2 separate regions of the Homo sapiens genome follow, and region 2 is linked to region 1. A link is a contact called in ENCODE Hi-C or POLR2A ChIA-PET data. All regions are on one chromosome and are shown on one strand. Each heading gives the region's core, a stretch centred on a gene start or an enhancer-like site at or near the end of the contact. The rest is flanking DNA. Distances are from core to core; before and after follow the strand shown.

The links. A loop is a pair of places that touch in the nucleus more often than their neighbours do. ChIA-PET counts read pairs that join two places held with the same protein, here RNA polymerase II (POLR2A). Pooled maps may share reads with other maps.
Region 2: a loop to region 1 is called in a map of naive thymus-derived CD4-positive, alpha-beta T cell, with 10 times the contacts of the local background. The contact joins the promoter of TUT4 here to the promoter of ECHDC2 in region 1. A Hi-C loop is called at or near these places in 2 of 168 maps with a recorded cell type or tissue (both naive thymus-derived CD4-positive, alpha-beta T cell), 1 of 37 single-sample maps with no recorded cell type and 17 of 50 pooled maps. POLR2A ChIA-PET finds 5 or more read pairs at or near these places in 4 of 52 experiments (Caco-2, HepG2, activated B cell and 1 more).

The regions. Positions count from the first base shown.
Region 1 is chr1:52,918,875-52,925,046 of GRCh38, forward strand. It overlaps ECHDC2 (enoyl-CoA hydratase domain containing 2), which reads right to left and starts at 2,866. Exons shown (of 10, transcript NM_001198961.2): 1 at 2,679-2,866. The coding sequence starts at 2,799. It also overlaps the pseudogene LOC112268226. RefSeq lists an enhancer at 2,569-3,251 and silencers at 2,586-2,764, 2,613-2,842.
Region 2 is chr1:52,550,086-52,556,257 of GRCh38, forward strand. TUT4 (terminal uridylyl transferase 4) reads right to left here and starts at 3,007. Exons shown (of 30, transcript NM_001009881.3): 1 at 2,846-3,007. LOC105378723 (a long non-coding RNA gene) reads left to right here. Exons shown (of 4, transcript XR_007066083.1): 2 at 595-719; 3 at 1,272-1,321; 4 at 2,156-2,752. RefSeq lists silencers at 2,620-2,949, 3,020-3,149, 3,190-3,299, 3,310-3,709.

The DNA.
Region 1 (6,172 bases), core at 1,616-4,115:
TCCCAGTCTGTGGCCTGCTAGGAACTGGGCCACACAACAGGAGATGAGCAGCTTCATCTGTATTTACAGCAGCTCCCCATGGCTTGAATTACCACCTGAGTTCCACCTCCTATCAGATCAGTGGTGGCATTAGAATCTCATAGGAGTGCGAACCCTATTGTGAACTGTGCATGTGAGGAATCTAGGTTGTTGCGAGCTCCTTATGAGAATCTAATGCCTGATGATCTGAGGTGGAACAGTTTCATCCCCAAACCATCTGTCCGCCCGCAAGTCCATGGAAAAACTGTCTTTCATGAAAATAGTCCCTGGTGCCAAACCAGTCCCTGCTGTCCTAGGCCTTCACATTCACTCACCATTCACTCGCTGACTCACCCAGTGCAGCTTCCAGTCCTGCAAGCTCCATTTATGGTAACTGCCCAGTACAGGTGTACTATTTAAAAAATCTTTTAGACTGTATTTTTACTGTGCCTTTTCTATGTTCAGATACACATTTACCATTGTGTTACAGTTGCCTACAGTATTCAGCCCGGTACCATGCTGTCCAGGTTTGTATTCTAGGAGCAACAGGCTATACACCATGTAGCCTTGGTGTGCAGTAGGCTACCCCATCTAGGACTGTGTAGGTGCACTCTGTGATGCTCCCACAATGACCACAATCACCTAATGATGCATTTCTCAGAATGTAGCCCCGTTGTTAAGCAACACATGACTCTATGAGAAATAAAGCCGCTAAGAACAGTGAAGAATGGTTTACCACCCAACCTCAAGCTCAAAGGCAGCAGGTAAAATGTAACAGTGCTCTTGTGCCATCAGCCCCAGTGGAAGGCAGAACCTGCAGCTTCTAATATGAACATCAAATGACCCCAACTCATTCCCTGTGAGGGCTCCGTGTGTGATCTCATCCCCATGCCTCCTCTGCACTGTCATCTTGGTTTCTGTCTCTCCTTCTCTCACTGCCTTTTCCTGCCCTTTGAGCCCTCTGGCAGGGGCAGAGGCTTAATCTGCTGATCCTTGTCATTCTTTTTTGGATAAAATGATTCCCGATATTTGCAAGTGAGCCTAAAGGTCTTTAACCCATGATAATTTTGTGTTTACACATGTACAAGTCTGTATTTTGAGTCACTGAATTACTAGAAGAGCCAGTGATTACCTAATGGTTGAGAACACAGGCTTTGAAATCAGACCTGGTTCAAATAACTTAACCTTCTGTGCCTCAGTTTTTTAATCTGTAAAGTGGGGAGAATAATCTTGACTGTCTTAAGAGCTGTTGCCAGTTGGGTAGTGAACTAAGCATGAGATTGGGGGTATAAGGTTCAGCAATATTAACTGTTCAAGGAAATTCTCACCAAGTGGTGCAGTGGGACTCTAGGTGGCCTGTCCGTGTCCACTGAAGGTGGTAGATGCACACTTGGGAACAGTGGGCAACAGCAGGGAGCAAGGAACTGGATTTTATGGCAAAGCCCCGCTTCAAACTTGTTGTCAAGCCGGTAAAAAGGAAGCAATACTGCTGGGGAAGGGGCGGCAGGCGCCATGTCCGGCCACGAAGGTGGCAAGAAGCCACTGAAACAGCCCAAGAATGCAGGCCAAGGAGATGGACGAGGAAGATAAGGCTTTCAAGCAGAAACAAAAAGAGGAGCAGAAGAAACTCGAGGAGCTAAAATGGAAGGCCACGGGGAAGGGGCCCTTGGCCACAAGTGGAATTAAGAAATCTGGCAAAAAGTAAGCTGTTCCCTGTGCCTAAGGAGATGGTGACCCTTTATTTCATCAGTATTTAAACCTCTCTATTCCCTGCCATAACATCTTTTGCCACCTATGGCTGGAATTAAGTGTTGTCTTGGAGCTGTTGTACATTTAAGAATAAACTTTTGTTAAAAAAAAAAAAGAAGCAATACAACGAAATGTACAGTACAATGCCATCTGTGTATCAAATGCAGGAGACAGGGGATGAGATGCGGGGAGGAGACCCAAGGCAGGAGAAGCGCCTAGCCCTGATGGTTACCAGCAGAGGACTGAGGAGCGTTATCAGCACCACTGAATGCTCCAGAAGTTCAAACAACAACAACAACAAAAACGCAACACGCGATCAGAGGCGTTTTCTGCCAGTGACCCGCGAACTTTGCCCCCCACCCCTCGTCCCCGCTCCATACTATCCTTGATCTTGGCCAAAAGGCGGAGAAACAGCGAACTTTTCCCTGGAGCCAGAAGGACGCAAAGGTTCGCTAGCGGCCCAGGGCGGGCGCGCGGCTGGAGAGGCACCCTCCTCACTCTGCCCGCTGCCGCACTGGGCACTGGGACTGGCTCCGCTGCCTCCGCCCCCGAACCGGGCCAGGACCCTTGGCGGGGGAGGGGAACGCGCACTTAAACGCTCCTGGCCTGGGGGCCGCGGGGCCCAGTCCTACCCGTGCGGACCCCGCTCCCCCTTCCACACAGTCGGAAGACCCCAAAGGGCCTTTGAAGAGACCGAGGTTGCCAGAGGCCCCCCGCCCCCAGCTAGAGTCTGGAGCCACTAAGGCGGCCGCCCACCTCTCAGGCCTGGAGCGGTTTGGGGCGCCTAGAACTGGGAGGGAGGGACTGGGGATCGAATCCTTCAACGCACTGAGCGGCCCACCTGCCGGTCCCCCGCTGCCTCCGGCCTAGTCCCAGTCGCGTCATGCGCCGCCCCGGAACTGCACATTTACCTTGGTCCGGACCCGCCAGGGCGCGCACTTGGATCTCTGAGCCCCCGGCCGCCCCGTCGGAAGCGCAGCCGCGGGCCCGAAGGGGCCTCCAGGGGCGCAGGAGGCACAGAACGCGCAGCATCGGGGCGCAGGCTGGGAGTGAAGGTGCTTCTCCGGCCCTGCACCGTCTCGGCTCCCGCTGAGAGCTCGCAGTTCCGGCGTCGGGCGAAGCCTTCGCCAATTGCTCCACCTATGGGCCAAGCGTCTGTTGCCTCCTTCCGCACCTCCCGGGGACAGGGAGACTTGAGCGGAGGAGGTCGGGGGAAGCCCAGCTCCTCTGTGTGATTTGGTGTAACTCTGTCAACCTCCCAGCGTCAGTGTTTTAATCCTGTAAAATGGGGATAATAGTGACTACCCCGTGGTGGTGTGAAGATTAAATGGGGTGTGTGAACCTTGCTTGCACATATGCTCAATTTCATTTTTTAAATGAAATGACATTTAATGAGTCCCTTGAGCGTGTCTACACTTGCGAACCTCACTGCTTCACCTCCCATTTGCGCCTCACTTTTTTTTTTTTTTTTTTTTTTTGAGACGGAGTCTCGCTGTGTCGCCCAGGTTGGAGTGCTGTGCCTTGATCTTGGCTCACTGTAACCTCCGCCTCCGGGTTCAAGCGATTCTCCTGCCTCAACCTCCCAAGTAGCTGGGATTACAGGGACGCGCCACCACGCCCAACTAATTTTTTTTGTATTTTTAGTAGAGGCAGGGTTTCACCATGACGAAACCCTGTCTCTGTTAAACATTCAAAAAAATTAGCTGGGCGTGGTGGCGGGCGCCTGTAATCCCAGCTACTTGGGAGGCTGAGGCAGGAGAATCACTTGAACTCGGAAGGCACAGGTTCAGTGAGCTGAGATCGCGCCACTGCACTCCAGGCTGGGCAATGAGCGAAACTGCGTCCCAAAAAAAAAAATTATTCTCTTAAACACAGTATATACAAAGCACTCTCACATTGCTGATGTGAATGTCTTTAAATGAAAAGCAACTGGTAATTTATATCAAAATTATAAATGCACAAGCTCATTGCCCCAGAAATTCCAATTTTAGAAATTTAACCTACAGATAAATCCACACAGCTGTGAAATGACACGTGTTCATGGCTGTACATTGCAGCATTGTTTATAATAGCAAAAGACTGGAAGCACATGGTGCTGTCATGTGCTTCTGGTGAGGCCTCAGGAAGCTTACAATCATGGCTGAAGGTGACAGGGATCCAGCATGTCACATGGCGAGAATAGGAACAAGAAAATTAGGTGGGGAGGTCCCAGTTTATCGCCAAGGGGATGGTGCTAAACCATTCACAAGGGATCTGTCCCCATGATCCAGTCACCTCCCAACAGGGCCCACCTCCAACATTGGGAATCATATTTCAACGTGAGATTTGGAGGGATCCAACACCCAAACTATATCACAGTCTCAATATCCATCAATAGAGGGTTGGTTAAATAAATTATGGGGCTGTGTGTGGTGGCTCACCCTATTATTCCAACACTTTGGAAGGCCAAGGCAGGTAGGTCCCTGGAAGCCAGGAGTTTGAAACCAGCCTGGGAAATATAGCAAGCCCCTATCTCTACTTAAAAAAAAAAAAAAGGTACATCAATAATCTGAATACTATGCAGCTATAACAAAACACAGGAAACTGTTTATGCATTGATATGAAACAATCTTCAAAATCTATTGGTATATGAAACAAGTCAAAATGCAGAATAGTGTGTAAAGAAAGCTAAAATTTGGCCGGGTCTGGTGGCTCATGCTCATGAACCTAGCACTTTGGGAGGCCGAGACAGGAGGATTGCTTGAGGCCAGGAGTTCAAGACCAACCTAGCCAACATAGCAAAACCCCACCTCTATTGAAAGAAATAATAAAGAAAACAAAAATTTGTGTTAACAAGGGGGATAAGAGTATGCATGTGTATATTTGATTGTATTTACATAAAACATCTTTGGAAGGATAGGGAAGAAGAACCGAGAGGCTGGGAATAAGGGTAAGAGAGACAAGTTTTACGGTTTGACCTGTTATACGTTTTTGGACACAGGATGTTGTTGTTGCCCAGATTGGAGTGCAGTGGCAGTATCTTGGCTCACTGCAGCTTCTGCCTCCCGGGCTCAGGTGATCCTTCCACCTCACCCTCCTGAGTAGCTGGGACCACAGGTACATGCCACAACATTGGCTAATTTTTGTATTTCTTGTAGAGACGGGGTTTTGCCATGTTGCCAAGGTTGGTCTCGAACTCCTGAGCTCAGGCGATTTGTCCACCTTGGCCTTCCAAAGTGCTGGGATTACAGGTGTGAACCACCATGCCTGGCCCCTTTTATACTTTTTGAATCTTGATTTTTGTTTTAAGTATAACTTACTCAAAATAAATAATGAAAATGAAAACAAAGCACAATAACAAAAATTAAAAACATGCCTTAGCAAAAATAAAACTAATATATACACAAAATCAAAACATACAAACTAGCCAGGCCCGGTGGCTCATGCCTGTAATCCCAGCACTTTAGGAGGCTGAGGTGGGTGGGTCACCTGAGGTCAGGAGTTCAAGACCAGCCTGGCCAACATGGTGAAACCCTGTCTCTACTAAAAATACAAAAATTAGCCAGGCGTGGTTGTGGGCAGCTGTAATCCCAGCTACTCAGGAGGCTGAGGTGCAAGAATCGCTTGAACCCAGGAGGTGGAGGTTGTAGTGAGCTGAGATCACACCACTGCACTCCAACCTGGGCAACAGAGTGAGATTCTGTCTTAAAAAAAAAAAAGAAGCAAAAACAAAACATACAAACTATAATTGGGTATAAGATTAAAAGAAAAACCTTCCCTCCTCCATATTCCATGCATTTATTGTATTCTATTTTATTGAGACAGGGTCTCACTCTGTTGCCCACATTGGAGTACAGTGGTGCAGTCAGTTCACTACAACCTCAGACTCCTGGGCTCAGGGGATCCTCCCGTCTCAGCCTTCCGAGTAGCTGGGACTACAGGAGTGGGCCACCACACTTGGCTCATTGTTAAATTTTTTGTAGAGACAGAGGTCTCCCTATGTTGCCAGGCTGGTCTCAAACACCTGGCCTCAAGTGATCCTCCCACCTCAGCCTCCCAAAGTGCTGGGATTACAGGTGTGAGCCCCCATGCCTGGCATCCACCCATTTAAAAAGATTTTTCTTGTTTTTTCTTCTTTTTTTTTAGAGATAGGGAGCTATGTTGCCCAGGTTGGTCTTGAATTCTTGGGCTCAATCAATCCTCCCATTTTGGCCTCCCAAAGTGCTGGGATTACAGGCATGAGCCACTGTGCCTCGCTGCTTTTTGTCTTTTTGTATTAACAGAAAAGGTCTCACTATGCTGTCCAGGCTGGAGTGCAGTGGCTATTCACAGGCATAATCGTAGCTCACTGCAGCCTTGAACTCCTGGACTCAAGCAGCCTTTCTGCCTCAGCTCCTCAAGTAGATGGGATTACAGTCTCGTACCA
Region 2 (6,172 bases), core at 1,757-4,256, 370 kb before region 1:
AATATAGTCTGTACATAATAAAATAAAGATTTAAAAAAGGAAAGAAAAATACTCTGCAGAAATGATGGTTTTTAAACATTTCCCCCAAATTATGTAATTATTTAGGATTCTAGAATTAAAACAATTCAGTTAGTACCCAGTAAACAACTCTAATTGCTCTAAGATTAATAACAAAAAGTCTACATATCCTGTTTTAAAGTATGGTGTCCCTTTCCTTTGACTTTTTTAGGTCTTTCTGGAATTGTTCTTTTTTAGAACGTATTTCTATCCTACTGCAGTGGCTTTAACTGAATTTAACATTTTTTAATCAATTCAAGTATTTGCAATTTATTTGAAAAAGGAACACAACTCATTGAGTTCTATTTTGTCAAACAAAATGTTCTGGCATCAACATTAACAGGTAAGTATTGCTTTTTTTTTTTTTTTTTTTTGTTTAAGACAGGGTCTTACTCTGTCGCCCAGGCTGGAGTACAGTGGCGCAACTGTGCCTCACTGCAACCTTGAACTCTGGGCTCAGGCAAACCTCCTACCTCAGCTTCTGGGACTACAGACGCACACCACCACGCCCAGCTAATTTCTTTTATTTTTTGGCAGTGACAAAGTCTCACTATGCTGCTCAGACTGATATCAAACTCCTACGCTCAAGCAATCCTCTCGCCTCCACTTCCCAAAGTGCTGAGATTACAGGCGTGAGTGAGCCACCTGGCCAGGCCCTACAGGTAAGTGTTGGTTATTTTGTTTCTCTGAAACTAGAAACTTTAACAGTGAATAAATTCAAACACCTTTCTTGATCAACAGATCCTGATTTGACATTCTGTAGAGAACACAACATAATTAATGGTACTTATTTTTATGTCAAGATTAACTTTGAGATAAAAAAGAATTCTAATTACTTACTCTAAAATGAATCTGCTGAGAGCTAATAAAAATTCTCTTTAAACAGCTCTTTGTTAATCAGAGAAATTTATAATTATACATTTTGATTCTAAAAGGTCTAAAATTAAAATGTAGACACTGTACTGTTCTAGCTCCAGCAACTAAAAATAAATGTAATTTTAGGTGTCACTTAGAATTTATAAACTTGAACTTATATGCATGACAATATTTGTTAATTTATCTGTACTAACAACTTGGCCTATGACAATGAAAATACTTTAAATTTCTTTTCTGTATTTAAATGTTTGCTGGATTTAAAACATCAAATGTCATTAACTTTCACTTCCATTTCTGAATTATTTTAAGAAAACTTCATTTTTCATTTTCCACACTAGCCAAGTGAAAAACTGCAAGCAGCAGAAAAATTTATCTAAGAGTTTTAAAAGTAAGTTTCTTTTGTTTATATTAAATATAAATATTTTTAAAGCATAAAACGACTTAAAATTCTTATCTTCCCCAAAGTATATGGTTTCTAAGAAGCAATCTTTAAAAATTTGTTTATAAAAGCAACATAGCACACTAGACACTAATGAGTTATCTTAAGCACAGCTTTTTAAGAGAATCAATATTTCATTTTACCAGTTGTGACTAATCAGTACTACGATGCAGTGTAGTGACATACATGAGTTCTAAGCCTAAAGAAAATTTCAGCGCGCTCGCGCGCGCACACACACACATACACACACACACACAAAGTCGGCTTTTCTTTTTAAACCATCCCACAATTCAACACCTCTCGGTGGTATTCTCTGAATTATCATATCTGGCTGGGATTATCCAATTTTATTAGCTAACAGTTCTCATTACTTTAAAAACAGAAACAGGATATGTTCTGTTTCATCAAGTGCTACAAACATTTCGCTGCTGTAAGACTGGAGGGAAAAAATCTTTGGAAATAAAAGGCCATCTGATCCACTCGGGCTAATTACTAAATGCATGCCAACAATACACAATTCGAATTGCATTTCTGGACACAATTTAAGATCACGATAGGGCAGGTCAAATGTGTAAGGAACTACTACTTCTATCAAAATGAAGAAGCAGATATACGGTATCTAAGATCTCACGCAAAATTCATCTAAGACTTCGAAATCTTCTGAAAAGAAAATGTGTAATCAACGTTGTTAATACAACAGTAATTCATCCCATTCAAGTACGACTAGAAATCCCGCTGATGTGCTTCTTTCAGGTCTAAACATCTCATTCTTTCGCAATCCAGATACCAACAGGAGTCTGAAACCCTTCGCAGAGGCGTGCAACACACTAGGAGAGCGCTATCTGTTTACAAATACGAATCTCAGTTACCCACGTCAAAACCGCGCATTACCACCTTTCGACTGGGGGGCGGGGGAGAGAGAAGGCGGGCGAGCAAGAAACAAAATCCACACAGACACCTCTGCCTTCTCCCTACAAGGACGAGCCCGGGGAAACATTCAGTATGTATTATATGCGTGTATACATTTATATACATTATGTAGTCACCTATGTCTAAGCAAGGGTGAAAGAAAAAGGTACACATGACAGGGAATCGTAACTGGACCCAACAGAAATGTTCAAACCAATCCCGTTAACTCAAAATCCGCCCCGCTGGTCTACAACAGGTTTCGGTCCGGGACCGGGAGCCCCAGCCACAGTGTGGAGTTCGTCCCCAAAGCGCCCCAATGCCCTCCTCAGGCCGCCCAGGCCGCCGTCCCCACCTCCCTTATCTCAGCCTTCCCCTGGGACACCCGAAGCCCGTTCCAGGAAAGAAAGAAGTGTCAGGCCCCCAGGGGGCGGCTGAGACGCTCTCAGGCCAGGCCCCCGACACCTGCGAAGCGCGGCACCTGGGGAGGGCGAACCGGGGGCCGCCCGGCCTTCCCGAGCACACCCCCTCGGTACCCGACGCTGCCCCGCGGCCGGAACCTCGTACCTGCGAGGCCCGCGAGCTACAGGCGCGCGCGACGCCTCCTCATCTCAGTGGCTCCTGCTCTCCCTCCGCCTCCTGCTGCCGCCGCCGTCGCCGCTGCCGCCGCTGGAGGCCGGGACACGACTAGCTCAGGACTCCACCGCCATGTCCGCCGCGCCGCGAACTGCATTGTGGGGGGGAAGGGATGGGGAGGGGGAGGAGGAGGGAGAGGGAGAGGGAGAGAAAGAGGAGGACCCGCTGAGGGGAGGGGGCGAGGGAGAGCGGTTGCCGGGGGAGAGGGGGAGGGGAGAGGACAGAGCCTGTAATGGGGTCCTGGCCCGGGAGAGGAGGAGCTACGCGCAGAGGGAAGGGTTCAGGGGTGCCCCCTCCCTTCGTTCGGGGGGCCCCACAGGCACCGTTTACACCGGGGCGGGGGAGGGGGGAAACAGCACTGGGGGGAGGGGTCTCGTGGTGGCCGCGAAGAAACAATGGGGAGAAGGCCGAGGTAGGAGGATCGCGCACTCACACCCACGCGGAGGGAAGGGAGCGCGCGAGAGACACTCGTTAGCTCGCGAGGAGGGGGCGGGCCGCTGGCAGAGGGGAGGAGGGAGCCACCCGGGGCTCGCGGGCAGGGGCGGGGCCGCCGAGCGGAGGTCGCGAGGTCCCGCAGCCCGCCTGGGCGCCGCGGGTTAGCCGCGCTGATTCGCCCGCTTGCCGGAGTGGGTGGGGGTGGCGGGCGCCCCAGTGCTGCCCCAGTCTGGTTCCTAGTCTCTGCCGAGGCCCCCGAGCTGGAAGCCGAGCCCGAGGGCCGCCTCGGCGCCTCGCTCCCAAGGCTGCTCCCCCTGGGGAGGAAGGCCGGCCTGGAATGGGTACCCTCTGGCCTGGCACTCGGACTGGGCGTGGCCCGAGCCTCGGCGGACCCTCGGAAGCCCAAGCGGGCTTCGGAGCAACGGTAGGGAGCGGGGCAGAGGAAGCCGCCAGGGTCGACCCCCACCCACTCACCACGGCCTCCAGCCCACCGCAGCTGGACCTTTTTTCCTTTGAAAAGGCAGGCAGTTCAGGAATGAAGGAGCTCGAAGAGAAATCTCTGGAGCACTCCATCTCCCACCCCCAAAAGAGGTTTTAGAAATCATTTCTTTAGCTGCAGGCGGGCATAAAACCATCTACCATCAATGGGCCCCCTCATCCCCTTGCTTTTAACGTATTACATTCCTCTACATAATTATTTAAAGTCACGGGCGGAACGGACTTAAGGTTTTGTTAGTTTTGTTTTTTGTTGTTTTTTTTTAAGACCCCAGCCTCAGAGATTATTTAGCCAATCTCTGACCTCAAAGCTGGACAAAGCACACAACCTCTGTGCTCTGTGCCCAGTCCTTTGAGTTTGACACATGCTAGGCAGGAAAAAGGTATGAAAAGAGTGGACGTAGAGGTGAAGGGAAGATGTTAAATCTTAAGTATTTACAAGATAGTGCCTTATAAATTTTCTTATAATGTGACTCAGGCTGGGACTGGTTAGAGGTCACAGAGGGACGCTCCACTTCACGATAGCCCTGTGAGTTACGTACTGTTGCTCTCATTTACGGATGAAAAAACTAGGGTTCAGAGTTAGTGCATTTTACCCCAATCTGGCTGATGCTACAAGGCCCAGGTATAATGGATAGAGGACTGGATTTCAAGTCAAAAGAGCCCTACCTGGTTTTGGCGTTTATCAACATGATGCCTTTGAGCAAATGTACCCTCTTGAGTTTCCTCATCTGCAAATTCTTAATCTGTATCCCTGCTTCGCTTGACTAGCCTGGAAACAAAGAAAAAATCCCTACTTCACCCGGCTGAAAGCCTAAAGCCTATAGAGACACTAAGAAGATACCGACATGCCCTTCAATTCAGTGATAGCAGTGTCCTTAGAACAAGTTCAATTGAGTAAACATTTCCTAATTACTTAAGAGCAAAGCGTTGTTAGGTGCCTAGGGAAACAAAGACAAATCATTGCTTCCTGTCTCCAAAAAGTTCCCCATTGAGCAAGCAGGTGAGCTACAATAAAAGCAACAGGTCTTATTAACAAAGGGCTGGGCAAATCCAGAGGAGAGTGTGATAAATTCCACTTTGGTGAGACTTCCGTGGAAGAACTAAAAGCTGGACCTTGAAGATCTGTCTGCTGTGTGCCAGACACATGTCTGTGATTCAGAGGGCAGCATTGACTCTGGAGTGTGCAGAAGATAATGAATCTGGAAAAGAAAACTGGGGCCAGACTGAAAATTTCAGTGCCTCTCTGCCCTTATCCCCTCCAGATACTCTCTTCTACTACCTTGCTTATTCCCCAAGACCCAGCTCAACCTCTACCTTCTTTATTAAATCTTCCTGATTACCACCCCTCCTCTGCACTCCACTGAATGTGATCCCTCTATTCTCTGAATTCCGTGACCCCAATAGATTGTACACTTCAGCACAGATACTTACAAGGTATTCCTTCTGATACCTACATAGTTGTCGAGTTGAAAATTTTGACAACTATAATTTTATCATCACAGCTAGAGCAAGTATGGTTCTGACACAAAGAATAAGGAAATTTATGGAGTATAAGGTTTAATTCATGCCCAGGGTCATACAGTAAGTCACAGGCTGGACTAGAATACCAGCCCTGTATTCTTCCCATTGAACCACAGGTTTTTGAGATATAAAATGGTAAATGTCTGATTTCTATGTAAAAATCCTCTGAGGACTTAAACTTTCAAGGGAAATCTCATGATTGTGGTTAAGCCTCCAGTCTGGAAGTTCTGAAAACTTAGTTTCATCCAAACCCAGGTGAAAATAACTTGCAGTAAAAATCTTATTTCATTGTATCTCATGAGGAATATAATTACTCAGTGGATCAATATTCATATTCTGTTGTCTTCCTAGGTGAATAAGAAAACTTAGTAAAAAACTAATAATATTGAATGAAAAGGTGACTTGGTAAGTAAAATTATAACAAGAAAGGTGCCTAGTCCCAGCACTTTGGGAGGCCGAGGTGGGCAGATCACTTGAGGTCAGGAGTTCAAGACCAGCCTGGGCAACATGGTGAAACCCCATCTCTACTAAAAATACAAAAATTAGCCAGGCATGGTGGTGGGTGCCTGTAATCCCAGCTACTCAGGAGGTTGAGGCAGGAGAATCGCTTGAACCCGGGAGGCAGAGGTTGCAGTGAGCCGAGATCATGCCTCTGCACTCCAGTCTGGGTGACAGAACAGGACTCCATTTCAAGAAAAAAGAAAGGTGCCTAAGTCTGTTCAAACCAAGTTTTGCTGTTTGATCATAAAGGGCCCTGTATGCCACTGGAAAAAAAGCAGGCTTTATATTATAGTTATTGGGGAA